5 separate regions of the Homo sapiens genome follow, and all the other regions are linked to region 3. The links are chromatin loops, found by intact Hi-C in ENCODE. Cell type or tissue: B cell. All regions are shown on one strand. Each heading gives the region's core, and the rest is flanking DNA. Links, peaks and the distances in the headings are about the cores only.

Region 1 (6,164 bases), core at 514-5,513, 150 kb after region 3:
TGTCAGTGGGAGTGAGTGGATAGGGTCAGTGCCCTGCTTCCAACTACATGAAGAAAGGGATGGAAAGAGCCTAAAGAGAAAGTGGATGCTTAGTGTTGAGGCAGATGAAACTAAGAGGAGCCATTCTCCCAATGGCAGACATTTTGGAATTTAAAATAAAAAAAAAAGGGTGCTGCAGGGAGCATTCTTGTGTCCCTGTGCAAAAGTGTTTCTGGATTTTATGCTTTAGAAGTTGACTTGCTGAGTCCTGAATTTCCAAGTTTACTAGATAGTGCAAAAATGTTTTCTAAATCATACCAGTGTACTCTTTCAACCTCTTATATTTTTCTTCTCAAATGTATGCTACACTGCCTTAGTGAAATGTCAATGTTCATTAATTACCAGTCATTAAGAATTTGTAAGTTTCCTATCCCTCTCCCCTACTTCCTTACCATTACTTGTCATTGTCAGCCTTTTGAAAATTTTCCAGTCTGATGGACATGAAAGAGTATCTTGTCTTAATTTGCATGTTTCTATTACCAGCAAGTGACAGCTTTTTTCCACATATCTTTGTTGGCCATATAGAGCTTCTCTTCTGTGAACTGAAGGTTTATATTTCTCTATCTACTGCACTTTTTGCAGTTTCCTCATTTATAGGATTTTTAAAATATTCTAGATTGCAAATATTTTTCAAATGTCTTGTAAATATCTTCTGTCACTTGCTTGCCTTTTAACTTGGTTTATAGTGTTGAATATATAGAAATTTAAAATGGTAATGTCATTAAATTTATTCTTTTTTATTTTGTACTTAATGGTTTGCTCTGTTATTTCTTTATTTCAATAGACTCAATTTTTTAAGAGCAGTTTTAGGCTCATAGTAAAATAGAGCAGACGATACATAGATTTCCCTTATACCTACCTCCACCCCTGCATAGGCATAATTTCCTTCATTTTCAATATCCTGCACCAGAATGGTACATTTGTTACAACTGATAAACCTTTTTATATTTTGATAAATCTTTTTTAACTTTAGTATTATGAGAGAGCCTCCTACATTTTCTCCTAAAATTTTTAAGGTTTGCTTTTAGTCTTTAATCCATGTGGACTTCCTGTTGGTATATAGAATGAAGAGAAACTTGATTTTCTGATACATTTTAAAATCTACTTCTAAATTACATGGGGCCAGACCATCCTACTAGCAGATTCACCTGTGTCCTCGCTGAAAGATTCAGGATAACAAAGCAGTTCATAACAGGTGTTAGGACAGGAGATTGTGGGTCTATCACTGGACTCTTGGATAGGTCTCAGAAACCAAAGAACAGGCCAGGGTATTACCAAGATTAGTGAGTGGCATGACTTTTCCATGTCAGGGATGTTGGCTGATTAGGCAACAGGGGCATTCAGATTGAAAAGAGATATAGCTGGCCTGTCCTTACAACTGGATATTAGGATCTGTCAAAACAACTGACAAAGCTGCCACCATAGGAGCAACTATGGCAGAACTAACACAGCCAAAGTGTTTTCCAAGCCAGTGTACACAACCTAAAGGAGAATATTTCCTGGGAAAGGTTTCATCCCTGTAAGATCATTAATTTATGCCATGTACACCGTAACATTTTTAAGTTCTTAAAAAATTTTAATGTAGTGGGATGTAGTAGAGAGAGGGAAAAATCATTTTTAATTGTTTGGTTGGAAAAATGAGATTCATATGTATTTCCCCCCCAAAACATAATACAATAAAAGTAATAAATTTTAATAATTTTTTTTTGAGACATAGTCTCACCCTGTCACCCAGGCTAAAGTGCAGTGGCGTGATCTCAGAGCTGGGATTACAGGCGCAAGCCAACAAGTCTGGGTAATTTTTGTGTTTTTAGTAGAGATGGGGTTTCACCATGCTGGCCAGGCTGGTCTCGAATTCCTGGCCTGAAGTGATTTGCCTGCCTCGACCACCCAAAGTGTTGGGATTATAGCATGAGCCACTGTGTCCGGCCCAATTTTAATAATTTGAGCAGGGCTCACAGTTTTTCCTATAAAAATTCTTCCTTATAAGTAAAACAACTACATGGGATTTCATGGCTATTTTGGTATTTATATAACTCTTTAAGGAAAATAAAACTTTAGTTATATATATAAAACCTTGAGTTATATAAATAACTTTGAGTTATATACAGTTATAATGGCATTATGTGCTCTAAAGCAAAATCTCAATGTCCATTGTCTCACTGATCATAATTAAAAAGTATAACCCAGAATCCAGTTTGTAATTTCCAAGATGACTATCACTGTAAGTATTTGAAACACAGTTGATCTTTGTAAAAAAATTTTTTAATGAAAATAATTAGCTGGGAATATCCCACATGTATTCTAAATCCCCCAGTTGGTTTAGGTAATTTTTCTTATTCTTCCACAACACATGGTATTCTTTCTATGAATGACATCAGTTTGGAAATACCCCGTGGTTTTCTGAGTTATAAATGGGTATCTCAGTATGAACTCCTGATTATATTATGATTCATACTTTCACTTCTGTTTTTTCATACTATCATTTTGAAAAAGTGAAAATGAAACTGTGTCTCACTGGCCAAGAGTTCACAAGGGAGATGGAAAAGCAGAGTTTAATGGAATGATTTTTAAAATATTGAAGGATTGTGGTCTGAGAATACTGTAAAAACCATTTCTTAAGGAAAAGCAATGTAGTTGGGATCAAAACAAAAAAAATGCTCTTTGAGAGTTTCTCTGGAACTTTAGAGTGTCTACTGTCAGAGTTTTGCTTCACATAAGAGCATTGATGAAGTAATAATTATTATACTTATAATTATTCAATTATCAAGTATTGATTTCTTCTGGCATTTATTTATTTATTTATTTATTATTTATGACTCTTTAAAAAATTGTTTTTCTTGGTGGAACTAGGTTATGAACCCTAGCATTTTAATTCTAGAATTTGTTCTCTTAAGTATCACACTGTAGTAGCAATTTGATGGTAACACTAAAGAAAGAAAGAAAGAAGAAAAGAAAGGAAGGAAGGTGTGGAAAGTCCCAGAATGACTGCAGGTCTGAGAACATTTATTCAAACTGCAAATTTTCTTAGGGCAGGGGTCACGCTTGCTCTGGCTGTGTTCCCTGCACCTCAGTTCCTGGCACATAGCAACGCCTGACAAATATTTGTTGAATAAATGAGTACAGTAGCTTAAAAGCAAATTTTTGTACTTCATGGTTTTCTGTAGAAAGCCACAAGAAAAAAATTTCATCTGAGGTCTCAGCATTCTAGTAACTGTGAAGTATTAAGACTTGTATGAGTTCCCCTTATGAGAGGCTTAAAGTATTAGTATCATGAGGTATGAGGTTTAAGGCTAGATGCCTAAATGGCGTCTCATTTTTTATTAAGCTGGACTTGTAGCATGGGAACTTTGCCAGGGATTATAACACCTTTATAAACATTAATGTGATTTTAAAAATTGTTAGCTTAGGCCAGGTAAGGTGGTTCACACTGTAATCCCAGCACTTTGGGAGGCTGAGGTGGGCAGATCCCTTGAGCCCAGGAGTTCGAGACAAGCTTGGGTAACATGGCGAAACCCCATCCCTGCAAAAAATACAAAAATTAGCTGGGTGTGATGGTGCACGCCTGTAGTCTCAGGTACTTGGGAGGCTGAGAGGTGAGAGGATTGCTTGGGCCCAGGAGGTGGAGGCTGCAGTGAGCTGTGATTGCACCACTGCACTATGGTCTGGGTGGCATATAGCAAGGCCTTGTCTCAAAAACAAGTTAAAAAAAACTTATTAAGAGTAAATTTGCCTCCTTGGGCTGCTTGTCACCAAATGGCCATTCTTAACAAATAATTACGTTTTGTGGGTCAATATGTGTTTTTAAATTTTATTTTATGTATTTATGTTTTGAGGGTGTCACTACTGTTACTCAGGTTGGAGTGCAGTGACACAATCATAGCTCACTGCTGCCTCAACCTCCCTGGGTTCAGATGATCCTCCCCACTCAGCCTTCTGAGTTGTATAGGCATGTGCCACCATGCCGGGCTGATTTTTCTTTTCTTTTCTTTCTTTCTTTCTCTTTCTTTCTTTCTTTCTTTCTTTCTTTCTTTCTTTCTTTCTTTCTTTCTTTCTTTCTTTCTTTCTTTCTTTCTTTCCTTCTTTCTTTTTCTTTTTTTTTTTTTTTGTAGAGACAGAGTCTGGCTATGTTGCTCAAACTTGGTCTCGAACTCCTGAGCTCAAGCATTCCACCCTGCCTCATCCTCCAAAGTGCAGAGATTACAGGGGTGAGCCACCATGCCTGGCAATATGTGTTTTTTAAATGAATAAATTAACTCTTCACCTTCAAATCTCCTCTTCCCAGACCAACTTTTTTCTCTACCAACCTTGCTTTGATGATTATATTTCAAATATACCAACTCCTTTAGGTTAAGGCATTGAAGAATGGTTTGTCTAAGAGAGGATATCACCTGTTTTAACATTCATTAACATTTTAAGATGGAATAGTCCAACAGACCAATGAAGCAGTTACTCCCTGCATTTCTAAGAACAGAAGAGGTGTATGAGGAATAAAAAGAATGTCTGCATATCTGCAGTAGCCAATATGAAATGTGAAGAATGTTTAGTAGAGAATAGAAAAGTTATTTCTTCCAAGAATGGTCAAGAGGACTTCAAAACATCACTTAAAAATGTTATAATATTCCAATGTCAGTTATATCAGTAACCTGATCTGAAAATGATGTTGAGAATATGCTGAGAATAATAATGATATTAATAAAAATGCTTATTATTTTGAGTAATGACATTTTGCGATCACTTATTAATCAGCAATTGATTACCAGAACAGAATTGTTATAAGAATTAAATGGATATGAATGAAAAGAAAGTCAAACAGTGAGATTTTCTTTGAAAGCTTATGGAAATTGAGTGCAGCAAGATGGGTCATCTTAATGAGATAAAATAGTTTATGGGCCAGTAAGACTTGACTTGTAACTTGTTAAATATTTTTGAAACAAATAATGTGTTACACAGATAGGGAGTTGGTTCACCTGGCATATGAAAAAATAAAACAAAGAATCTATGAGGTACATTATGGCAGAAAAATCTAGCAAAATTGGGTTCCAAGTTTTTTCCTGTCTGATGATTGTTGAAATTGTAGCATCAGCCATTCTTCGCTTGGTGTAATTGAGCATCTTGTTTAAATCAACCTTCCACTTACTCTAGATTCAATTCAAGTAATCAACATTAGGTTGGTACAAAAGTAATGGCAGTTTTTGCCATTACTTTGAAAGGCAAAAAATGCAATTACTTGCAATTACTTTTGCCCTAACCTAATATTTCAATTCTAATTTGACTTCTGATATAATTTTACAAGGAAGGGATGCTTTAGCTAGAGATCCCCCTTGGCAGTTGTATTTCTTGTTGTAATTAATTAGATGGCTTTTTGTTTGTTTGTACAGAAGTATCTTGAATCGAGTTTCTGTGAATTATAATGCCCAAGTTTGACCGAATTTGACACCCTGACGAGATTGAGTTTTTGAAATGACAAGGCTGAGCAAGAGAGTTAGGGCTGCAATGGCTTCCCAAGGTTGTTGCCACTTGGATGACTTCTCCTGTTCTCTAGCTTCTGGCGGGGACACAGTGTGATGAGTACCTGGTAATAAGCATGGCATGGGGTGGTGGTGTGCTGTAGATGTTAGTTCCCATTCCAAAGTGTTTCTCCAATAGCTTGTATGAGGATGAGGGAAAGAAAATAATGCACTTGAGAAGAAGCAAAGTAGGGAGAAAAAGGAGACCTATTTGTTGCAAGCACATTTTACTGACATGGGAAGCTCTGAAAGAAATCTGTCATGAGTATATATCAGGTGTAATGGTTAATTTTAGACGTCAACTTAACTGGGCCATGGGGTGCCCAGGCATTTGATCAAACATTATTCTGGGTATATCAGTGAGGGTGTTTTTGGATGCATGAGATTAATATTTAAACTGATAGACTGAATAAAGCAGATTGCCCTCCATGATGTGGGTGGGCCCACATGGTTTGGTTCGTTGAAGACCTGAAGCGGACAAAGGCTCATCTTCCCATGAGTTAAAGGAAGCTCTTTCTGCCTGAGTGCCTTTGAGAGGGGACATTTTTTTTTTCCTGCTTTTGGACCCTAACTGAAACATTGGTTTGCCCTGAGTCTCAAGCCTGCCAGCCTGAG
Region 2 (6,164 bases), core at 556-5,555, 360 kb before region 3:
ATATGAATATATTGTCCAGTTATTGGTGGTTCAGGCAGGAGGGTAAATCCAGTTCTTCTCACTCAATCTTGGCTGGAATTGTTTGTGCATTTTATGCAACTTAACCAGAAAGTCACCCATTTGCACCGATTTTCCTCACCATTTTGATTTTTCTTTCTATGGATAAAGTTACAGTGCACAGAAAGCCATGAGGAGCCGTTAAAGAGCTCGTGGCATTCTTCCAAGACGTAAGATACTATTTACCCTGTTCTACCGATGATATCACTGCAACCTCGGGAGATGGAGCGGCTGGTTCAGGGTGACACTGCTGGGAAGGGAGAGGGTAGAGCCGCGAGTCACTGTGGTGCCTTCTCACTAGAACGAGCTTCCTCTCTAAACAAAGAGCTTTTGAAAAAGAATATTCATATTAGCGTTTTCATTTTCTATTTGCCAAAATTCTCTATCTTAGCAAGGCACTTGTCAGGAAATTTTTTTTTATATCTCTGCAGAACAAAAGTTCCTTGGTTCCTCTCTTTTTTGGAGAACACGCTTTCAGGAGAGGAGCCGTGTGATCATTTGCCAGAGAAGGATAGGCTGGTGGGTGCTGAGACCAGAATCTTTATAGCAGAAACTTGTGAAGCGTTCCAGCTGAAAGTCCAATCTCTAAAGTAAGATCTTTGCTAAATGGACATTGATGGGACTAAAAATAAGCTGAGGGCTGAATGGAGGCTTTAACAAATGTACATTTAAACTCTCAGTTTAGTCTCATCAGCCATCACAGGAAAGGCAGTGGCAAGAATGTTTGCCGAAGTGTCATCTTTTATCAAAGGGGATAATTTTAGAGTGGTTGTAATCGTGCTTATTGTGGGCCTCCGCATTGCTTCATATGGAATTAGGCAACATGTTCATTTGAAAAAAAAATTAAAAACTGGATTAGGAAGAAATATTTTACTGTCAAAAATCAGATCACTGTTGTTGATTGATCTAAGGATTCCTGTTAAATTCTTAACTCGGATTTATTTATTTATTTATTTATTTTCTCTCTCTCTCTCTCTTTCTCTGTTTCTCTTTCTCTCCTGCCTTCCTTCCTTCCCTCCCTCCCTCCTTCCTTCTTCCCTTCCTTTCCTTTCCTTTCCTTTTCTCTTCCCCTCCCCTCTTCTCTTCTCTAATCTTCTCTTTTCTTTTCTCTTTTCTTTTCTTTTCTTTTGTTTTCTTTTCTTTTCTTTTCAGGGTCTTGCTCTTTCACCCAGGCTGGCATGCAGTGGTCCAGTCGTAGCTCACTGCAGCCCCAACCTCCTGGGCTCAAGCAATCCTTTTGCCTCAGCCTCATGAGAGTTGGGTCTACAGAAGCTCCACCATGTGTGGCTAATTTTTAAAAAATTTTTGTAAAGACAGGGTCTCGCTGTGTTACCCAGGCTAGTCTTGAACTTCTGGCCTCAAGCGATCCTTTCACCTCGGCTTTTTAAAGTGCTGATATTACAGGCATGAGCCACCATGACTCACCTTTAAATCTTTCCTTTGTAATAAAATGTGGCTGGGTGGTCACAGGCCTGGAGTCTAGGGGGCATTACTTGCCATTTTTGTTAAGTTACCATCTTTAGGTGTTCATTTAAGTTTTAATGTTGTATGGCTTGACCTGGCACTTAGGTCTGCACTTTGGCAGGCACAAGAAAATTGTAAATACCTTCTTTTTTTTTTTTTTTTTTTTTTTTTTGAGACAGAGTCTTGCTTTGTCGCCCAGGCTGGAGTGCAGTGGCGTGATCTTGGCTCACTGCAAGCTCCGCCTTCTGGGTTCACACCATTCTCCAGCCTCAGCCTCTCAAGTAGCTGGGACTACAGGCACCCGCCACCATGCCTGGCTAATGTTTTTTTTTTTTTGTATTTTTAGTAGAGACGGGCTTTCACCGTGTTAGCCAGGTTGGTCTGGATCTCCTGACCTCGTGATCCGCCAGCCTCCGCCTCCCAAAGTGCTGAGATTGCAGGCGTAATTAAATGCCTTCTTGAGGACTTTTATACCTTCCTCTTGAAGACATAAATCCAGAGCTTACTGGTGGTTGTCTGAAAAAGATCACATCTTGTAATAGGAGTCATACATAAATATTTCTGAGATCTCCCTCATACTTAACCACCGTGCCTGGAAAATGCAGACAACTGTATTCAGTAAATGGTATTTGAATATAAGTAAATCAAAAGTGTCGTTTCCATAGATTCTGTAGATGTTACCACTTAGAATAATTACCTGTCTAACCCTTAACAAATTCTACCGTATATTCTCAGACTTTGCAAACACGGGATTCCAAAACAATGTGGATTGTTTTCAGTTTCTTTGAAGCTCAGATTTAAATCATACTTTTACTCAGTTTTTAAACCTAAACGTGGAAGTGTTATGAGATGTTGTTTTTGTGCAGCTAGAATTCCTTGTTCTACTAATGAATTTCATTTCCTGAGTCCCTGTGTCTGAGTATACTGTATGTTTCAAATTTCTGATTTAGTTATGTACCTATAGGCAAATACACTGAATGGTCAACCTAAAAATGCATTGTTTGACTCATATTTAGAGTCATACATATATAGGCACATGTATTTAAAATAAATACTTTAGGCTAGATGTGGTGGCTCACAGCTGTAATCCCAGCATTTTGGGAGGCTGAGGTGGGAGGATCCCTTGAGCCCAGGAATTTGAGACCACCCTAGGCAACATAGAAAGGCCCTATCTCTACAAAAAAAAAAAAAAAAAAAGATTTTTTTAATTAGCCAGGCATGATGGTGCGCGCCTGTAGTCGCAGCTACTCTGGAGGCTGAGGTGTGAGTGTGAACCAGGAAGTCAAGGCTGCAGTGAGCTGTGATGGTGCCACTGCACTCCAGCCTGGATGACAAAGCAAGACGCTGTTCCAAAATTAAAAGTTAAAAAATGAGATAAATACTTGAAATATTACAATTATTAAAATAGTTGTTTTCCCCATGGGAAAAAAAAGTTGAGCAGAGCTGTGTCTTTGCACTCAGAAAAAACTCTTACTCTGTTGAAGGCTAGTGACTCTTCTAAACACCAACCCCTTCACCTTTTTACTTTCCTTAGACTTTCTTTGGAAAATCAAGGAGTTAGCACTTTTTCCCCCTGGAAGAATTAAATGCCTCTCCAGAACTGCAGCACAGGAGGTTAACTTCTACCACCTTTGGAGGCCTGCAAGCTACCAGATTAAATACTTAAAGCTAAGCATTCATCATTTCTTAACCTGCCCTCTACAGTCATGCACTTCCTGCTTTTTACTTTGTCAGGGCTCGTACTCAAACTATTCATAGCTTCATGAAACAGGAACTAAATGCTGTCTGAGCCTTTCCCCTTGTAACTCTCAGCGTTCTGCTTATCCTTCATAGACAGAAGATGATGATATGTCCTGACTGTTGAAGAGAAATTAGACTTAATGTGATCCTGTACAGTTAAACCAAAGGCCAGATAGGGATTTTTTATTTCAATCAACTTTCTATTGTAGGCCTAGGTTTGGAAAACCTTAGCACCCCCTAATTTGTAAGACTTGAACTGTTTTAAAGATAAGGGATACACAGCCAAAGCTTTCTTTGTAATTCTGAGATTTTTGGTGTTTTTACAGATACTTAGTCTAAATCTTTCATCAGACAGTTATCATGATTATTATTCTGACTTCAACAACTGCATTTTCTAAAGGGAAGTGAGAATTAGGAAACATTTTCCTGTACATCTGTTTATCTATCCCAGTTGTGTTGTTTGGATTTTTTCAGTGTCTTAACGATTGAAACCATCTTATCCATACTGAAATTCATTTCATGCTTCTATCTGCTGCTTCACATTCAGGCTATCAGTTTAATTGAGCAAAAAAAAAATGTTGGCAGTTTCTATAGCATCGGCATCCTTCTTTGGTTTCTCATTTTTGAATGGTTCAGCCACATGTTAAATTTTGCTGAGATCTCTGGAAACTTCTTCACATAATTCTTTGATAGAACATGAATTCTGTGAGACTCTTCATTAAAGAGCACGGTTTCATCACTAAGTTGAGATTTTGCTCAAGGCTATTTGGTAAATTCCAGCAGAAGAGCAATAAATGTTCAACAAGAAACAGCCGTCATTGGAGATAACAAGGGTAGACATTAATGGGAGGTTTGTCACAGGTAAACAGGTGATGGCATGAGAAGGTTTAAACCACCTCATAAATAAATTTTTCGCCACTATATGATGTGGATTACAACTAAACCAAACTTTAACCAATGTGGGTGTTGGTGTACCTTTCTTTTCTAAAGCAAAAAAGAAATTGTGGTACTAAACTTGAGCTTTTATATGATACCGCTAATTGCCCTTCACCCAACAAACCAATTATTTCTACCCATCACTTTTCGTTGCAAAAGAAATTATCTTATAAAATATATGTATATAGCATATATCTCCAAAGCAAATATGGGACATCTGTACCTCAATGTAACTGATAGTAAGTTAAAAATTATTTGCTGAGTTCTTGGTATGTGGACAGATGAATATTATAATGTTTAAGGCATTCCACCAGCAGGTTTTGAATTTAACCAAAATTTTATGAAGCTAATCAGAATGGAATTAAAAGTTGAAAGACTGCCAGGCCAAAAAGATCATCTTTCAGAAAAGTAAATAATTGCTCTATACTTACATATTTATTATTTATTTGTTCACCATCCGTTTATTTTTAGTTGAGTTCTGTATACATTGGTGAGCAAAGGGGGACTCATTAGCTTGGGCACTCCTAAGGGCAAACCCAATAACAGATAGTGAATGGGAAGGAAAATGAGAGAATTAGCATTTAGTGAACAAAATCTTATAAACTATGCTGAATGGTATACATGCTCTTTCAGTAAAGCCACTCAGTACTATTACTTCCCTACCTTCTGAATGTTTACCAAGTTCGATAAAATCTTGCTACATACAAATGGGAAGTATGTAACAAGAGATACTAGTGGTTTCTGGGTTTAATTAAGTTACATAGAACATTAAGAAGTATGTTGGGAAGGCATTAGCTTAAAAGCTGTCTTTTGCCACTGAGGCCATATTCATCACCCAGATTCCCTCCACAGTGGAGCACTGCTCAGTCACTGCCTTCAGAATGCAAATAGGTCTTCACAGGATGCTATTAAAACCCATAGCACCGTATGGTTTTACGCTCTGCTTTCTTCCAGCAAACCTACGTATTTTAATGTTAATATATATGTTCATTTTATCTTTGAGAATGAAAATGTATTATGAAAATATAAATATTTAGTTTTTGTAGACAAATAGCACATTTAAAGATCCAGTAGTTATTCACCTGCCTGGTATGACTGATAGAGAACAGATGGGTAGCAAAGAATCCTCACCCTGGAAACATGTACGCATACACACGCAAACACAATCTCGCATAAGCTTTAAGGGGTTCATTCATTTTGTGAAGGTTGACCATGGATACCAGTTTAAAGATGCCAGGTGATGTTTGGCTTTTAAGTATCATCACCTTGAGTTTCCTTATATAAATGTTTTAATATCAACAAAAAACTCAGAATTTCTAATAGGTCATAACACTGCCTAGGTATGGGAAGAGGAGAGGGTAAAATTAAAAGAAATGCAAATGTACTTTTCTTTGAATAGGCTAACCAGTTAGAGGATGTATGAAGCAGGACCACCATAGTCCAAGTATGAATATGCAAAATTAAAGCAGATTGCTGTAAATCTCTCTTAAAAAGTCAAGAATATGTCACAGTTGGCATTTTTCGGATGATCAGACCGTTTGACAAATCTCTGCAAGGGTCCGAGTTAGTCGAACATATCTTTTGCTTATGATTTCAGCAACACTGTGCGCTTTGCCTTCTGGGTTGTATTACTAATTCTGTTCATCATTAAGTGTACACATGTTTCACTGTTTGACTAAACAAAGCTTGAAGACATACAAGTCCAAACATTTTCTGTCCTTTCTGTATTCCCAGGTCAGAAGATCTTAGCTCTTTATCCATTCTGTGCTAGAGTTTGTCTGAAAGCATGAATCATGGGGTTGTGTTGGGTGCTAAATTTCAGTTCTATATGCTGCCTTCACTAATTTATGACTGTGGTCTGAACAACCAAAATAAATTATTTCTGAGAACTAGCAAAATACCCTGGAAAAAATTTATGAAACCTACCAGATTTGTAAAAAGGTCAGCCAGGCGTGGTGGCTCATGCC
Region 3 (6,164 bases), core at 456-5,455:
GACTGAGCACAGTGGGGACACTGAGGCATGCCCACTTTGGCTTTGGGGATTTACCTAATGATCTTGCTGAAACTTTATTAGACTGCACTGGTGGTCAAGAATGCGTTCATTCAATTTTCCTTCCTTCTCTTCTTCACATGGAGTCAGCCTTACCTGGCCACCTTCCCCTTTTCCCTTACAAACATTTCTCCTAACGATTTCCTTGCATACTTACCTCTGTCTTGGTATCTGTTCTTCAGAGTATCTGGACTAACACAAACTGATTAAAAGTACAGCTTTGTGAGGCACAGAACCATATGTTTGGTATCTTGCATGTTGGGTCAGTAGGAGGAACATAAGATAGAGGTTATGTTCCTCTATCTTATGGGGATACTGATAGAGGCATAATAATGGGGTAGCTGATAGAGGCATCAAGAACTCTCAACAGTGGTATCCTGTGTGGGGTTTTGGTAAGAACTTGTGAATCAAGAAAAGAACTGAGAGTGAAACTTTTCCTTAGGCACCTTTACATTAAAAGACAAAATTTCCCAACAAGTAAATGTATAATGATTTGAAAATGTAAAATCAAATATTTGGATTTAAAAAGCGTATGAATTTGAGAACAAAGAAAGTATAGGGTTTGGAGACAGCCAGATCTGAGTTTAAGCCCCAGATAATCTTTGCGATCTTGGGAAAATTACTGTGTTACTGGATTTTTTTTTTTTTCTTTTGGAACAGGATCTCACTCTGTCATTTAGGCCAGAGTGCAGTGGTGCAATCACAGCTCACTACAGCCTCGACTTCCTGGGCTCAGGTGATTCTCCCACCTCAGCCTCCCAAGTACCACCACACCCAGCTGATTTTTTGTATTTGTTTTGTAGAGACAGGGTTTTGCCATGTTATCCAGACTGGTCTCCATCTCCTGAGCTCAAAGGAGCTGCTCACTTCAGCCACTCTACAGTGCTGGGATTACAAGAGTGAGCCATGAAACCTGGCGTTGTTATTGAATCTTGATTCCAGTGATTTGCATTCCTCCTTGAATGTGAAGTATATAACCTCATTTACTGGCTCCCTGCAGGAGGCATCCTACTTGATTGACATTGGTCTTGACCAGGGGACTTGCTGGGGCCAGGGGACTGTGTGGCTGAGACACAGGTGAGTCTGAACAGAAGCTCTTAAGAGCCAGTGCACAAGGTGGTTAACTGCATTCTTTTCCCTCTGCCACAAGAAGCACAAGACCAAGTAGGGGCTGCTTCTATGGCCTGGATTCTGGAATAAAGTTGCAGAGCCGCAATTGGCTGGTAGCTGCCATCACTGACAGCCAACATAAGCAAAATAAACTTTCATGGTTGAAAACCACTGAAGTTATTCTCCAAAGTTTTGATGTTGAAACATTTCAGAATAAAGTTGAAGGAGTAGTTCAACTAAAATCCTCACTTAGATTCTCTAATTGTTAACATTTTGCCACATTTGCTAAATTTGTCTTGTTCCCTCCCTCAATATTAGAGCTCCCTGTTTTTGCTGAAACATTTGGGAGTTTGTTATAGGCATAGTGATATTTGGTTCCTAAATATTTTAATATATATATCTTAAGAATAAGGATTATTTCCTATATGACCATGACACTATTATTGTATCCAAGAAGTATAACATTGATATAATATTATTTAGTATACAGTTCAAGTTTCTCTGTCACAATAACATTCTTTGTAAATTTTTTTTCCTGATCCAAAACCTAGCGAGGATCATGCATTGATAATAACTGTATATTTCTTTAGTCTCCTTTAATTTAGGACAGTTTATTAACTATTTGGGGGTTCATCTTTCATAAAACTTACATTTTTGAAGAGTTTAGGTCAGTTGTTTTGTAGAATATATCACTTTTTGGATATACCTGATTTCCTCATAATTCTTTAGATTCAGGTTAAATATTTATGTTAGGAATACTCCATAGATAATATTGTTTATATCACAACCAAGAAGCACAAATAATGTCAGATTGTCTCATTTTGGGTGATGATAAGTTTGACCACTTGATGATGATATCCACCAGATTTCTCCATTGAAAAGTTTCACTTATCCATTTGTATTTTGTCAGTAATATGTGAGGTGATACTTAGAGACTATGTGACTATATCCCTGATCCTCAACAAACTTTCTCTACTGATTTTAGCATCTATTGACGATCCCTTCCTGTACCAATGGTTACATTGGTAGATGCAGAATGGTGATTTTCCCTATTCTATTATTCCTATGACTTTTATTATCTGGCATTCTTTTGTACAGAAAACTCTCTTCACTCTTTCTACACTGATTTATTCTTGAGTGTCATTACGGATTCATGAATTTTTAATATACATGTCATAATATTTCAGCATTATTCTTTTTGTTATGCAAACTCTCCCAAATTTGGACAGCGGGAGGACCTTCGAGCTTGGTCCGCCGTCCTTTTTAACATGTTTCTGTTTGTCTGTATTTTATAGTTAGTTGTAGGCTTTCTGGCACAGTAATGATCCAGGCTTATCTTAGATATTTACTGTTACAGACTTGATACTTTTTATTTGGCAGAGACATTGACAGAGTGAGACTAAGATTTGGGGAGCTGGTTGATAAAGAAGGCAAGATAAAGAAGATTCAGAGTAAGAAAATATTTGGGGGGAATTCTTGGCCAAAGATTTACCTCGGGTATGTCTCTCAAGCTCTTAAAACCTGAATTTCTTTTCCTGGAATATGAAGATTATTATGCCAATTGCTCAGGTAGGTTGTGAAAATTAATAAACCAAGCCCTATGATTGGCACATAGTATTTTTTGGCCATTATCACTAGTGACAACCTTTCAACTAGGTTAATTTCTCATACCGGTGAACTCCAATTACCTGCCTCCAATGGGTTTGTGATCAAACTTGCTTAAGTTTATGTTCAGAGGCTTTGCTTAAATGTGGCTCTAAGATGTTCTAAGGGCACTAGAGTGTTTCTAGGTAAGGTTAAATGGGTACAGGCTCTAAAAGGCCGATGAAACAGACAGCTTTCATGGGAACTGTATGCAAATTTGAGGAAGCAAAAGATACACCCGCCCTCCAACACTATATGTATATATGTACATTTCGTGGTTTGAATTAGGATCTTAAATGAAATGTAGCCTGGTAAAATGTAGACTGGATGTAAATCCAAGCTCCGTCACTTACATTTCCCATTTTAAAAAGTGAAGATACTTACACTTTCCTGGCGCAGTGGTTGTGAGTGTAACATTTGGGCCAAGGAGACGGTCGATCTATCGTGGCGCAGGGTCATATTTGTACCTTAGGCGGCACTTCCACCTGGTGGCGGCGCATTCCAATTGCAAGGCAAAGGACAGAGTGGGGGAAAGGCTGAATTCGACACCCTTAAGTAAAGCCACAGAATTAAACTACTGTAAATGAAAATATTTCCATCCTGTACCTACAGAGTGCTTACTTCAAATAACACTCACGTCCTGGTAGGACAGAAAAATTAGACAATGAGCTGAAGTTTGCCTGCAAGGGCATTCATTCATTCATTCATTCAAGAAACATCTGTTGAGCGCTGACTGCGCTGTGCTCTGTTCTGGGCGCTTGGGATACATCAGTGAACTAGAGACAAAAATTCTGCCCCGGGATGCCTTCTCCTATACATCCTATACTATATAAACTAAACTAGAAAATTTGTAAAGAGCTCTTAGGAATTACAACGTCCTCTCCAAAGTCAAGGGGACGTGTTCCGAGGCCTCTATTACCACAGCTAAGGGGAGAACCGGGGTGCAGACCCACTCCAGCCGAACTAAGAACCTACCCGGCACAATTGAAAGTTAAGCCACGCGCTAGAGGATGTCATCGCTGACAAAATAGAAGACGCCTTCCCCATTCCCCCCCACCCCCGCCCCCGCCAAGAAAACCATATATTCTTTTAGGGAAGCAAGCGCTTCACCTGGGTGGCCGGGATCGAACCCGCGGAGGGCTGAAGGCGGAGGGCAACGACGCCTGTGGAACTCTGTTTCCCTGCAGAGCCTACGTGGTGGGCGGCAGGCCGACCGCCCTGGGGGCCCTGCACCTCTGGGTAGGTGACCGCGCCCAGGTATCGAGCACAGGTAACGCGCCCCGGCTCCGAGTCTCGGGGTCTCAGCCACTGAATCCCCAGCGAGGCCTGACGCCCCCCGGTGGAGGCGAGCAGTCTGAGTGCTGGGTCCGGAACAGACCTGTCCTGCGGAACTCCGAGTGCGCGTTCGGTTTCCGGGGGAGGAGGGCGGAGAAGGACTTGCGCGCGACGGTTCTCACCGCTGCTATGGAGGCGCTGGCCATGGGTTCCCGGGCGCTGCGGCTCTGGCTGGTCGCACCCGGTGGCGGGATCAAATGGAGTGAGTTTCAGAGGCCGTAGGGACAGGGAGCGAGGCCTAGATAGTGGTGTCTGTCTAGATTGGGTCTGAGGCGGGGCCGGGGAGGTCCCGCGGGGCAGAGGAAGGAGGAGGGTTTCTTAGTCCCTCCGCGGCGGTCGCTCTTGCACAGCTTGGGAGGACTAATTTATGGGAACGAGGGTCTGGCGGAGGGCAGGGGCAAGGGCAGGGGTCGGGGCCAGGGGTCGGAGCCAGGCCGCGGGAGGAGCTTGGGCCCGCCTCTGGGAAGCAGCGCACGTTCCGTGCACATCTGTCCATGTCTTCCCAAGGAATACTCGTACTTGCCTTGGCAGGTTCCCTGATTTGGCCTTTGGGATATAAACTCAGCATTTCTCATTCTGGATATTGATAGTTTCGGTGTGGGACCTTTGGTTTCCTGAAATTTTCTTGTTTTTCTTCAGACCCTGTCAAACCGACCACTTTGTTCACCTTCCCAATGACTCTAGTCCAGTTTTGACTCCGTTTCCTGGTTACTTTTTGCCCCTTATTGTAAAGCACTGATTGGAAACACGACACAGGAAATTGGTGGGAAATAGCGATCTGATGTGAAAGAGCCAAATTTAAAAGTAGAGGCACGTATCTGGGCCAGCTCTGTTTCTTCCGCTGGTGTTTGTTAATATTACAAATTGGTTTAATTTTACCTCTGAGCGCACTTTTGGCAGTACGTTAATCATTTTTTCAGTCTTCATATTTATTGTAACTTCTCCACAGGATTTATAGCAACATCGTCAGCTTCTCAGCTGTCACCGACAGAATTGACAGAAATGCGGAATGATCTCTTTAATAAAGAGAAAGCCAGGCAGTTATCATTAACTCCCCGAACTGAGAAGATAGAAGTTAAGCATGTTGGGAAAACTGACCCCGGTACTGTCTTCGTGATGAATAAAAACATTTCAACTCCCTACAGTTGTGCCATGCGTAAGTAGCAGAATCAGGTTACAGTTTTGACCCTTTTACTTAAGCTGTGTGGAAGCACTGGTGCAGGAGACAGGATGCTGTAATTACTTCTGGTCATCTGTGGCCATGGCAATCCCTTTATACCAAAATCCTTTCTTGAGACCTGCATGGTGACTGCTCCCACCACATCACAGACCTAGCTAAAAAGAGCAAGCAAATCCCAGCTACTTGGGAGGCTGAAGCAGGAGGATAGCTTGAGGCCAGAAGTTCAAGACCAGCCTGGGCACCATAGCCACCCTGTCTCTCAAAAAATAAAAATAGAAATAAATTAGCCAGATGTGGTGGGCGCAGAAGTCCCTGGACTTCCCAGAGGTTCTTTATCTGGCACCTTATTGTCTATTCACTGTCCCTGTAGTTCTGGAGGGTACTCTGAGTATTGCAAGGTTGGCACTGTAGTGCACAGATTGTCCTGCCTGGCGCTTGTTTGAATCTGGCTTTGTTTATGGTACTAGATAATTTTCTGGCAGAAGGTGACCAGACCTGAGTGCATTGTTACTAGTGTGCTTTCTCCTTTAATTTAATTTAATTTTAGAGATGAGGGTCTGGCCCTGCTCCCAGGCTGGAGTGTAGTGGTACTATCATAGCTCACTGAAACTCCTAGCCTCAGCCTACGAAGTAGCTGGGACTACAGGTGCCCACCATCACACCTGGCTAATTTATTTTTATTTTTGAGAGAGAGGGTGGCTGTGGTGCCCAGGCTGGTCTTGAACTTCTGACCTCAAGCTCTCCTCCTGCTTCAGCCTCCCAAGTAGCTGGAATTTGCTTGCTCCTTTTAGCTAGGGCTGTGATGTGGTGGGAGGAGTCACCGTGCAGGTCTCAAGAA
Region 4 (6,164 bases), core at 556-5,555, 190 kb after region 3:
AAAGGCTGAAGCCCATTTTAAATAGATCAAGTCCTCCCGGAGTGGGGGAAGATGGCCACTGTGAATTACAAGACCAGGCTAATGATGCTGTGATATACATTTAGGTAGTAGTTGAGATGTAGAAGGTGGGAGACCCAAAAGAAAGTTAGCATAACTCTGTTTTTTTATTCTTTTTCTTACTGTAATGAATCACCTAAGCTTCCTCTTTCAATTCATGGGGTAATCTTTAAATAACTACAGAAGAAGTGGGCATAATTATAGACAGGTTCATTCTTTTCAAGATATTTTTATTCCAGCTGTGCGTTTCTTGATATTGTGTCTCCTTTCTCTCTCTTATTGTCCTTTATGTTTACACTCTGCATATTTTAAAAGAGTGATTCCTTTTCCTTGTAAATAATTAGAAATCATAGAAGTTTCTAAATAAACACAAAATAAACAATGGGATGGTGTCTCCTTTTATAGTTAAAGTTACAAGATTGTAGAGAAAAATGATTGGAAATAGGTTGATTCCATGAAGCTAGGAATAGAAAGAATAGAAGGGAAGAGGATTTGCATCGCACTTTTTTATGATATCTAAAATCCAAGTTATTTTCATAGGGGCTTGTCAGTCCTATAGAACATTCTCTATGTAGAGAGGAAAGTCACTACTGCAGAAGAGATAACCTCCTAGGGTGCGTCCCCAGGGATCCCAGCTTCTTCAGGCTTCTCTGATCCAGTATAAGTTACAAAACTTACAATCAGTGGGGAATTTCCTTATTTGAAGTCTTGCCACTTCAGTGACTTTCTAAATAGAAATTAGAGAACCCAGAAAGGTTTTGAAAAAATTTTTAGTTCTTCCTGGCAATTGCATGTATATTTTTTTCTGCATGTTATTTGGATGTGAGGAGCTGTCATTATTATTTTAGGAACAAATATGAAACAATCTCTGGAAAATGGAATTTGATTTTGATTCAACAACAGGAGAATTCTACTGTTTTTCTCCAGCAGCTCCACGATAAAAGGTATGTTCAATATCATTGAGAAGAAAGGCTACAAATGCTGCTTTTTCTTCACAATTATCATTTGGAATAAGTATAGTGAAGGCAAACTTTGAATAATTAGGGGCATAAAATTGACATGTGCTTTGGTTTTCTTGATATTAAAAAAATGTATACTATGGATAGTCATCTAGAAGTTTACTTCAAATTTCCACTGACTTTCTTATGTAGAAACAGATATAATATTCCTTTTCTAAAAAGTGAAAAAGGGAAGCGACAAAGAACAAATGTTTCACGGTTCATTGATTATAGGACCGAAAATAAGAAGACTGCATGTGTGGTATGTGTGTATGTAAAAGTGAACGAGAGAAAGAGACACAGAGAAAAAGGTGTTTGAGGCAGAAAGGAGAGTTTTTGGTAAATAAAAAAGCTCATCTATACTTAAAACATAAAAGCTTAAAATAATGCAAAGTAGAAAAAAATGGCTATAAGGGAATACTAAGAAGAGAGAAATTGGTGAGATAGGATATTTTCCATAACAATTTTTAAAGGTCATAACTATATTTTTATTTCCTAAGCTCAAACTCTATGATTATAAATAACTGACATGACTAGGTTCTGGTCACAACTTTGAACTTAGTTAGATTTGATTTTTGTGTTTTTCTTCATCTATCTACCAAGTTGATCACATTGTTGATAAAAAGGATTTAGTAAAATTAATGTAATCATTTATAATAATATTAGATTAATGAATCAGACCAGAATAATTCTCTAAAATGGTTTAAAGTCATTTAAATTAAATCTATTCAAACGTCTTTATTCCAGTGGTAATTTTCTTAATATTCTATCTCTTTTCCCTTTCTCTTTATCATTTTAATTTAAATAATCAAAAATAGAGTGGTTAAAGGGACCATGCCAAGATACTGGTAAATATGAAACTATTCTACTTATATCAGAATTTTTATTAATACATTCGTGTTCAAATAGAAATCAATTTCCCAGGATAAATCTTTCTTTGATTTATAAATTGTTAACTATTAGACCTCATTTCTGGTGCTCATAGATATGTAACATATTAGCAAACTCAGACATCACTTTTCTTCCTTCCTTGTTCAGTTAGCTGTAGAATACAAAAAGAATGGTTTCATGCTGACTGATTGCTGTCCTTCATTCTAGTATATTTATAGACCTAGCATACATTATGAAGCTTCAAAATGTTTTCCAATATAATATAAATAGCAAATTTAATTTTGAACCTATTGATATTTGGAATAAACATGTAGCACAATGTTTGACCCATAGTAGATAATCAATTAGTTTTTGTGGAAAGGATGAAATCTTCAAGTTGACTGTTCTAGAAAAATTGGCTAGCTGAAATTTGCTCCATGAAAATAGACTACTTTCCTGAGCTTATATAGTATTTTGCAACTTCCTGCTGTAATTCAGAACTAAACCAAAGCCTCTTAACTATAGATGTGTCTGAACCAATCTATCACCAATTCAACAAAAATGCTTTAAAAATAGACCAAGAATTATTCCTTTGGATAAGTAACTGATATACTAGTTTATATTTAAATTAAAAAATAATTCAGACATATAAATTGAATGCTACCAAAGTATACAAAATTAAAAGTAAAAATAAAAAACATAACCTTAAAGCACATGGCTGTTGTTGAATTGGGAATGTAGACAAGCTACTGTTACTGTCGACAGTACTTGCCAAGGTCAGGTTCAATTAACGGCCAATGCCATGAGCAGGGCATCAAAACCACCCACCTTCACAAAAAACACTTGCAGGCACCAGGCACCATGGGCACATATTCAAGAAGAGGCTAAAAACTTAGAGAGAAGCAAAGGGACTCTCATATTTCCCCTTATTTCCGTATTGTTTGTGATGAATAAAGCCTTAATATTCATAAATATCCAAATAATTCTAATAAACTACTCAAAACATACTTTTTAGATGACAAAAACACACGTAAAATGATTTTTTTTCTGGAACATCAATTCCCTATGGTTTCAGGGAAGATAAATATTAAGTGTCTTAGAGATACAGTGTGAAACCTCCTGGGTTTCATGTTTGCCACCAATTGATGAATCTGTCTTTTCTAATAAGAAATGATCCTAATATTCTTGTAGGTTATAGAATTTAAAGAGATTATAAAAATCACTCCTTCCTTCATTCTTTAAATCATTTACCAAATATGGAGAGTCTCTTAAGTTTGTAGTGGGAGTAGAGAAATAAGAAAGACAGAAATAGCCTGTCTTCATGGGATGAAACGTGAAAGTTATTACACCTAAAAACTGTGAAGAAAAAGCTATCATCAGTTCCAAAAGTTGGAGGAACATTTCAGTTAGACAGGAAGAATAAGTTCAAGAGATCTATTATATATCATGATGACTATAATTAATAACAATATACTGTATACTTGAAAATTACTGAGTGTGAGGTAATGCATATGTTAATTTGTTTGATTTAGCCATTCCACAATGTACACATAAAATTAAACCACGTTGTACACCATAAATATATAAAATTTTTATTTGTCAATTCAAAAACAGTTGGAAGAAACAAACGAGAAAAACAGAAGCACACAGCATGGTGGTTTGCTTTTTACTACGGTCTTTTTCATGTTCTTCTATGCACCTGTAACGCCCCCTTCAGGCATTTGTGTTCCACTTTCTAGGCTGGGCTCAGGGAGCCATCTCTGCCTTTTTCTAGTGCCTTGTGTCTGTGTATGTACCTCTCTCATCCTCACTATGCTATTAAAATCGATCTCTTTATATGTCTGTTTCTATCAGTGAATTACACACTTCTTGAGGGTGGTGACAGATATTATCTTTCAACCCTACTCATCATGATGCAATTGAAAAGTGGATGAGTTGATTTGCTGAAGGTTGAATTCTTGCAGGAGGCATGATGAAGAAGAAAAGCTTCACTTCTCTGGAGACAGGAAGTCTGAATTCTACTCTGTGGCTGCCACTTACAAGTACATAGGAACTGAAAACAAGGACACCATGTGAACTTGTATGGCCACTTTCAACGCTGAGCAGTGGCAGATGCTTTTGGTACTTTGCATCTCTTCCTCTCGGCCCCTTACTGATTTCAGCCACTGTGTCAGTGGACAATCTCTCAGAGTTCAGAGACTCATCTCTTGCTGGCAGCTATCTCCTGTTTTCCTGGGATTTGGCTCAGGAAAGAGGACACTGGAAGAGGCAGGGATTTTTGTCCTTGGGCAATCATTAACCAAGGACAATGGGAAGCTGTTGGAGAAAATTTTCAGCCTCTTGTCTTTGGCCAGAAGTGGGAGAGGTGGAAGGGGATGACTGCAGGGCGTTTGGTTTGCTTCTCAGAGGGCCCGGCAGAAAAAACCCACATTTATAACACAGCCTTATGTTTCCTTTCCTTCTTCTCACTCTTCTGCTCATTTATTTCAGCTTCCTGATATCTCCTTCCAAATAAACCACTTGCCCCCAAGTCTAAGTCCTTGTCTTAGGCTCTGCTATGGGGAAGACTCAAACCAAGACACCAGCCTAAGCGGCAGGGTTCTTAAGTGGTAACCTAATAAGGCCAGTACTTTTCTGTTTTGTTTCCACATAACACGTAATATGATTTTCCTCCCAGCCTGTGCATGCATTTTCTCATTGATGGTTAGGTCCAGCCAAGGACAACTTGACGGACTATTTTTTTTTTAATTGTCATTGTCTTAGAATATCTTCCCTCTATTTACTAGGCAAGATTTATGTAATTTTTGTATTTGTCTCATTTGTTGACAGGGAACCCTGAGCAGAACACATGCACAAACTCATGCCATACCCTAAGGGACAAGGTTCCCCACATCTACTTGGAAATCTTTGGGATGCTCAATGGTAAGTACTGTAAGTTGCAAGATTTCAAAAATATTCAGGAAGAAGAAATTTGTGAGCCAAGTAGCTCCAAGTCATTCAGCCTTCTGAGGTTACGCTGTCCTTTCAAATACAAATTCAATAAATGAGCCCTTCTTCCACAAATTCAATAAGTGATGCAGTTGACTAATACCCTTTCTCGTATTTCCCTGAGTCAATGAGTGAAAAGAAGTGGGTACAAGATGCTCTTGGCTTATATATTCTCCCATTTGACAAACTTCCTAGTATCCATTTCCTATATCACTTTCTTTAGCTCTGGAGCTATTATCCTCCTGGTACCTGTCTCCTGCCTATACCAATTCATTCCAAGCCAGAAAGGAGTACCTTTCCTTCAAAACCTTCTGTATCATTAACTCAGGGCTGTAACAGAGAATTTACTTTACCTGAAGGTTTGGTCATGTAGCACAAATAAGGAAACGACCTCAAATAGAATAAGTGAATCACCTTTCCTAAGTTCATTAGCCATTTCTGCTTTAGGGGACTGATATTTTTTATGCTTTTTTTTTTTTTTTTGGCTCCTGGCCTGCTACTATTTTTGTGGGTCTGCTCTCTTGTGCCACAGTCTTTTCCCCCTTTTCTTCAAGTCCTTAAATTCACCTCCCACCCATTTCAGACAAAACCTTTTTACAACACACATTATTACTGCATGTGGAACTTACCGATCATTTGTTAAATGGAACAATTTAGCTATTTAGCTTCCTTTGTGTCAACCTTCTCATTCCAGACTCTGCCCTAGACATTGCCTTTTGTAACAAAAAGTCCCAATAAAATGTTCTCTCAAACAAACTGCGGGTTGGCAATGCACATTTAACAATATAAGGATTGGCAGAAACTTTGAAAATCACAGCTCTTCTTTAACTGTTTAAAGATAAAATTCTTAGGTGGTCTCCAGGTCGAAGCATTACTCATGACTGCTCTGTCAGGGGCTTTGTTAGAGGAAGCAGGATGGTGGCAGAGTTCTTTGCTCCTTCTCGGGACATAAAATCTGCGGGTCAGAGTGGCCCCACCTGCCTCCCTCTCTTCCACAGTCAAACACAGCCTAGACTGCCTGATTTGGGGTGCAGTCCTACTGACAGCTCCACTTTATGTCTCTGGTGGATTTCTCAGGTTTGCATCATGGTCAGGGACCAGAATAAAAGAAAGTGAACTGGGAAATTTTTAGGGTCAGAAAAGGAGTTTTAAACTCATACACACTTTATCAAAATCTTTTTTTTTGAGACAGAGTCTCACTCTGTCGCCCAGGCAGGAGTGCAGTGGCACGATCTTGGCTCACTGCAAGCT
Region 5 (5,592 bases), core at 1-5,000, 270 kb before region 3:
TCCCAAGGGATGAGGGAGCTGTATATCTACCTATTCCAGCTGCCTTGGGATTAGCCACTGGTAGTCATTCCACCTCACTCCCAGACTGAAAAGAGTCAATCACTTCATGAAGTGGGGCTATCCGAAGGGACCACAGGGGACCTGATTATACTGACAGATTTATTTTTATTTATTTACTTTTTTTGAGACAGAGTCTCCCTCTGTTGCCCAGGCCGGAGTGCAGTGGCACGATCTTGGCTCACTGCAGCCTCAGCCTCCTGGGTTCAAGCAGTTCTTCTGCCTCAGCCTCTGGAGTAGCTGGGACTACAGGCACGTGCTACTGTGCCTGGCTAAATTTTTTTGTATTTTTGTTAAAGATGGGGTTTCACTATGTTGGCCAGGCGTGTCTCAAACTCCCGACCTCGTGATCCACCCGCCTTGGCCTCCCAAAAGGGCTGGGATTTTGAGCCACCTCACCTGGCCTTTTTTTTCTTGGAGATGGAGTCTCACTCTGTCTCCCAGGCTGGAGTGCAGTGGCACAATCTTGGCTCACTGCAAACTCCACCCCCCAAGTTCAAGCCATTCTCCTGCCTCCGCCTGTGGAGCAGCTGGGATTACAGGCGTGCACCACCACGCCTGGCTAATTTTTGTATTTTTAGTAGAGACAAGGTTTCACCATGTTGGCCAGGCTGGTCTCAAACTCCTGACCTCAAGTGACGCACCCACCTCAGGCTCCCAAAGTGCTGGGATTACAGGAGTGAGCCACTGCACCCGGCCATATTGACAGATCTTTTAGTCTGAATTGTTATCAGCCAGTGTGGTCTAGTCATGACATATCTAGCTCCATCTCGAGACCTCATGTCTTACTGCTGACACTACATCCTCGCTGGTACTTTTTCTTCCTTGGCTTCAGGGGCATTGCTGTGTAGGCTCAGATCCATGCCAGATGGGGTGTGTAGGGGGAAAAGCTGCATAAGGGAGGAATGTCACTTGGCAACACTCAACAAGGGGGAATGGGCCTGCAGTATTCTCCCAGAGATGAATGAGCAGCCCATTCTAGGAAATATCCCTTTGAAGGAATATCTTCTCTATGGTACATCCAAACTTTTCTCTGGAAAACATGCCTCTTCATTCTGATGACTTTCTATTTATTCTCTTCATCTTACCATGGTTTTACAAAAGAGGAATTTTAACATACTCATTCAGCAGAGTTAAGGACCTCCTCTCTTCTGCGAACGGGGAGAGGTATAACAAATATAGTAAAACAAGAACAGCCACTGCCCACGTTGTAGGGGTAAGTACCCTGCCCAACCTGCAGACAGTAAATGCCACACACAGCTCTAACAGTGACAGGGGGAGAAAAACGTCTTCAGTTACTGGCCTGACCTTAGAGGTAAAGCAACATATTAACAGAGAGGGTCTGATTTTAAACTTTGAGCTGAACATACTTCTATAGTATCTTAATTCTCAGTTTTTAAAAAATTACATCATCTAGAATGGCGTCGTCCTTGCTCTTCCTTTTTTCTTGTGCCAAATAATAGCCCCCTTTGGTATATGTTATTGTTTTAATTGATTCTCAAACCTCTCCTTAACATTTTAACAAACATAAAATTTGATAGAAATGGGCTAGACTAAATTCAGCAGTCCAGGAAATCGAGTATTTTTCTACACAGATTTGAGTGTCACCCAAGATACAGTATACTTTGCTGAATCTCCCTCCATGATACTCTTGTGGTTTTATCTATTTTACCAAAACACTTCCACGTAAAACAGGCTTCCGTTGACTCTGTTTGTCCTTTATGGACCCAACAGGGGAGGAAAAAATACCATTGCACTGGGTTTATCCACTTACTGTGGAGTTGGGGAACCAGAAACAACCACTGGACACGTTGCAAGCGCGTCAAGGTTTCCACCGCCACCTGGTGGCTAGATGGAGCACAGCATCTGTGTAACTGGTGGGCAAAGGCGTTCTGCTCCAAGATGTCAAAGTGGGGGAGAAAATTATGGGTGTTCTGCAATCTTGGCAAAAGAAGAGTACTGTACTCCTTATCTTTTTACTGCTTCTCCATGTTCACCCTTAAAAGATTGATTTTTATTTTTTACTCAGCTCTCCTCTTGTTTTTCAGGTTGACGCCGCTGTCACCCCAGAGGAGCGCCACCTGTCCAAGATGCAGCAGAACGGCTACGAAAATCCAACCTACAAGTTCTTTGAGCAGATGCAGAACTAGACCCCCGCCACAGCAGCCTCTGAAGTTGGACAGCAAAACCATTGCTTCACTACCCATCGGTGTCCATTTATAGAATAATGTGGGAAGAAACAAACCCGTTTTATGATTTACTCATTATCGCCTTTTGACAGCTGTGCTGTAACACAAGTAGATGCCTGAACTTGAATTAATCCACACATCAGTAATGTATTCTATCTCTCTTTACATTTTGGTCTCTATACTACATTATTAATGGGTTTTGTGTACTGTAAAGAATTTAGCTGTATCAAACTAGTGCATGAATAGATTCTCTCCTGATTATTTATCACATAGCCCCTTAGCCAGTTGTATATTATTCTTGTGGTTTGTGACCCAATTAAGTCCTACTTTACATATGCTTTAAGAATCGATGGGGGATGCTTCATGTGAACGTGGGAGTTCAGCTGCTTCTCTTGCCTAAGTATTCCTTTCCTGATCACTATGCATTTTAAAGTTAAACATTTTTAAGTATTTCAGATGCTTTAGAGAGATTTTTTTTCCATGACTGCATTTTACTGTACAGATTGCTGCTTCTGCTATATTTGTGATATAGGAATTAAGAGGATACACACGTTTGTTTCTTCGTGCCTGTTTTATGTGCACACATTAGGCATTGAGACTTCAAGCTTTTCTTTTTTTGTCCACGTATCTTTGGGTCTTTGATAAAGAAAAGAATCCCTGTTCATTGTAAGCACTTTTACGGGGCGGGTGGGGAGGGGTGCTCTGCTGGTCTTCAATTACCAAGAATTCTCCAAAACAATTTTCTGCAGGATGATTGTACAGAATCATTGCTTATGACATGATCGCTTTCTACACTGTATTACATAAATAAATTAAATAAAATAACCCCGGGCAAGACTTTTCTTTGAAGGATGACTACAGACATTAAATAATCGAAGTAATTTTGGGTGGGGAGAAGAGGCAGATTCAATTTTCTTTAACCAGTCTGAAGTTTCATTTATGATACAAAAGAAGATGAAAATGGAAGTGGCAATATAAGGGGATGAGGAAGGCATGCCTGGACAAACCCTTCTTTTAAGATGTGTCTTCAATTTGTATAAAATGGTGTTTTCATGTAAATAAATACATTCTTGGAGGAGCACCATTGTGCTGGTGTGAATGATTCCATAGTAACAATCTTGACCATTTACTGACGTACAGACCAGTGAGAAGTCTTCGCATGTTGGGTACCCACACCTGTTGTGTCTTAATTGCAAGTCTGAGTAGGAAGTTGGGGCCAACATGTGTCTCCCAGTGCTGGGAAAATATTTCATAGACCTAATTTACAGTCTTTACTTGATCTAAAACATTTTGCTGCCATATTTTGGCCCTCAAGTTTGTCCCAAATGAGAGACAAAGGGAAAAGTTCCAGGGAAATAAAAATTAAGACAGCTGATTATCTGTAAAGCATGGTTTCTCATCCTGAACGCTACTAACATTTTGCAGGGAATAATTCCTTGTTGAAGGGAGTTGTCCTGACCAGTGTAGGATATTTATTTATTTTATTTATGTTTTTTGAGAGTCTCGCTCTGTCACCCAGGCTGGAGTGCAGTGGCACAATCTCGGCTCACTGCACTCCAGCCTGGGAGACAGACGAGACTCCGTCTCAATAAATAAATAAATAAATAAATAAATAAATAAAAGGAGGGCCTGGCACGAATGACATGCAGGGAAGGCAGTGAGCAGGTGGAGGTCCCTGTACTCGTTGTGGTGCCTTATCTACCAGGCGGTTGAGTTGACGTCTTTGTGGACAGAATTCGATTACAAAGGTGTCCGAAAGTCTCCAGGTGGGGGAGAGTTTTGTAGCGGGCATAATTTGGGTTGTAAATTGACTGTTGTCTCCTGAGCAGTCTCCTGGTGAGGGAGAGTTTCACTGGAGCTTTGAAACACATGTTAGACAGCCTTGCCCTGTAGGGAGTGTCTCGTGAAGGAGAGGTAAACAATTATAATTGCATTTCTAAAGGGCTAAGTAGGACATGGGAAACTGGAAAATGGAGAAAAGAAGAGAAAAAAATAGTAACTCATTCTCTTTTTCTTAGAAAAATGAGGATACTTGGTCACATCCTCACATGGTGAAGAATAAGATGGTCTCTTCATTTCCCTTCAACACTAGTCCCATCGTGAGGCTCTGCCCTCATGACCTAATCTAATCCTAACTGCCTCCCAAAGGTCCCACCTCCACATCCCATTATTGGGGATTAGGGTTTCAACATAGGGATTTGGGGGAAACACAAACACTCAGTTCATAGTGATATCTGACTGCGATTCCAAAGGTCTGAGGACACATTGGCCCTGTTGTTTTTGCTGTGTTGTCCTTGGCCTCAGGTGAACATTTTAGCTTTAGATTGCAACATTTTAAGCTAAAAACACTAAGCTAGAAAATTAAACTTATCTCGTCACATTCTGCATGGTGAACAAACTCAAAACTCACCTGAGTGTATCTTGTTTTCATGAGAAAAAATGACCGGTCATCTCCCTTGCCCTGTTAGGGACAGTTAGACATGACTGCTGTATGAAGATATGTACATGTTAACAATTCATATGTACAAGCTACTGTTCCATTTTGCCTGGCCCAAGGGGAGGTAGCTAGCTAGTTGGGGTAGCAGGGCGAATTAACCCTAATATAATAGTACATTTCTAATGCCACCAATGAAATGAAAACCAGCTCTCAAACATGGCACTATATGGGATGGCATTCCAAGGCCAACTCAGTTACAGTAACTACAGCTTTAACTTTGATCATTTTGTTACCAGAAAGGGGTCCCAATCCAGACCCCAAGACAGGGTTCTTGGATCTCATGCAAGAAAGAATTCAAGGCGGGTCCATAGAGGAAAAGGAAATGAAGTTTTAAAGAAAGTAGGAAAATAAAGAGTGGTTGCTCCATAGGCAGAGTGAACCTAAGGGCTGCTGGTTGCCCATTTTATTGTTATTTCTTAATTATTTACTAAACAAGGGCTGAATTATTCATGCCTCCCCTTGGTAGACCATATAGGGTAACTTCCTGATGTTGCCATGGCATTTGTAAACCGTCATGGCTCTAGTGGGAGTGTAGCAGTGAGGACAACCAGAGGTCACTCTCATTGCTATCTTGGTTTTGGTGGGTTTTGACCGGCTTCTTTACTGCAACTTGTTTTATGAGCAAGGTCTTTATGACCTGTATCTTATGCAGACCTACAATCTCATCCTGTGACTTAGAATGACTTAACCCTCTGGGAATGCAGCCCAGTAGGTCCCAGCCTTATTTTACCCAGCCCCTATTCAAAATGGAGTTGCTCTGGTTCAGACGCCTCTGACAATTTTAAAGCTAATGAAAAAAATGTCTAGCCAAATGTATATATACATACATATATAATTATGAAAAGATAA

What was found. Peaks named below come from ENCODE experiments on the same cell type or tissue, not always from the same donor. Only the 100,000 strongest peaks of a DNase experiment are listed, where the experiment ranks them.
Region 1: it touches region 3 in a loop (11-fold over the local background); 3 of 110 quality-filtered maps call a loop at or near these places.
Region 2: it touches region 3 in a loop (4-fold over the local background); 4 of 110 quality-filtered maps call a loop at or near these places.
Region 4: a loop joins it to region 3, with 12 times the contacts of the local background. A loop is called at or near these places in 12 of 110 quality-filtered maps.
Region 5: a loop joins it to region 3, with 7 times the contacts of the local background. A loop is called at or near these places in 12 of 110 quality-filtered maps.

The regions. Positions count from the first base shown.
Region 1 is chr21:25,453,883-25,460,046 of GRCh38, reverse strand. All of the region lies in intron 8 of LOC105372753 (a long non-coding RNA gene), which reads left to right. Among named protein-coding and RNA genes, the nearest start is that of LINC00158, 25 kb to the right of the region's middle. RefSeq lists a silencer at 1,726-1,855 and enhancers at 2,335-2,624, 1,976-3,175. In B cell, for the core only: no CTCF peak of the experiment used is centred there; DNase peaks (open chromatin) are centred at 2,456 and 3,146; H3K4me3 peaks cover 584 bases; H3K27ac peaks cover 3,516 bases.
Region 2 is chr21:25,964,877-25,971,040 of GRCh38, reverse strand. All of the region lies in intron 11 of APP (amyloid beta precursor protein), which reads left to right. Among named protein-coding and RNA genes, the nearest start is that of APP, 200 kb to the left of the region's middle. RefSeq lists an enhancer at 2,952-3,061. In B cell, for the core only: no CTCF peak of the experiment used is centred there; a DNase peak (open chromatin) is centred at 3,280; H3K4me3 peaks cover 1,178 bases; H3K27ac peaks cover 2,802 bases.
Region 3 is chr21:25,605,587-25,611,750 of GRCh38, reverse strand. It overlaps MRPL39 (mitochondrial ribosomal protein L39), which reads left to right and starts at 4,270. Exons shown (of 10, transcript NM_017446.4): 1 at 4,270-4,348; 2 at 5,096-5,302. The coding sequence starts at 4,276. RefSeq lists a silencer at 3,166-3,225 and an enhancer at 4,206-4,325. In B cell, for the core only: CTCF peaks have their summits at 3,082 and 3,295 (motif pointing left); DNase peaks (open chromatin) are centred at 3,290 and 4,200; H3K4me3 peaks cover 2,299 bases; H3K27ac peaks cover 2,610 bases.
Region 4 is chr21:25,419,391-25,425,554 of GRCh38, reverse strand. LINC00158 (long intergenic non-protein coding RNA 158) reads left to right here. Exons shown (of 5, transcript NR_024027.2): 3 at 906-1,001; 4 at 4,755-4,847. Among named protein-coding and RNA genes, the nearest start is that of LINC00158, 9.2 kb to the left of the region's middle. RefSeq lists an enhancer at 3,810-4,009. In B cell, for the core only: CTCF peaks have their summits at 3,393 and 3,592 (motif pointing left); DNase peaks (open chromatin) are centred at 724, 1,264 and 3,664; H3K4me3 peaks cover 2,220 bases; H3K27ac peaks cover 4,039 bases.
Region 5 is chr21:25,878,285-25,883,876 of GRCh38, reverse strand. APP (amyloid beta precursor protein) reads left to right here. Exons shown (of 18, transcript NM_000484.4): 18 at 2,106-3,327. The coding sequence ends at 2,207. Among named protein-coding and RNA genes, the nearest start is that of GABPA, 150 kb to the right of the region's middle. In B cell, for the core only: CTCF peaks have their summits at 1,692 and 1,898 (motif pointing left); a DNase peak (open chromatin) is centred at 1,886.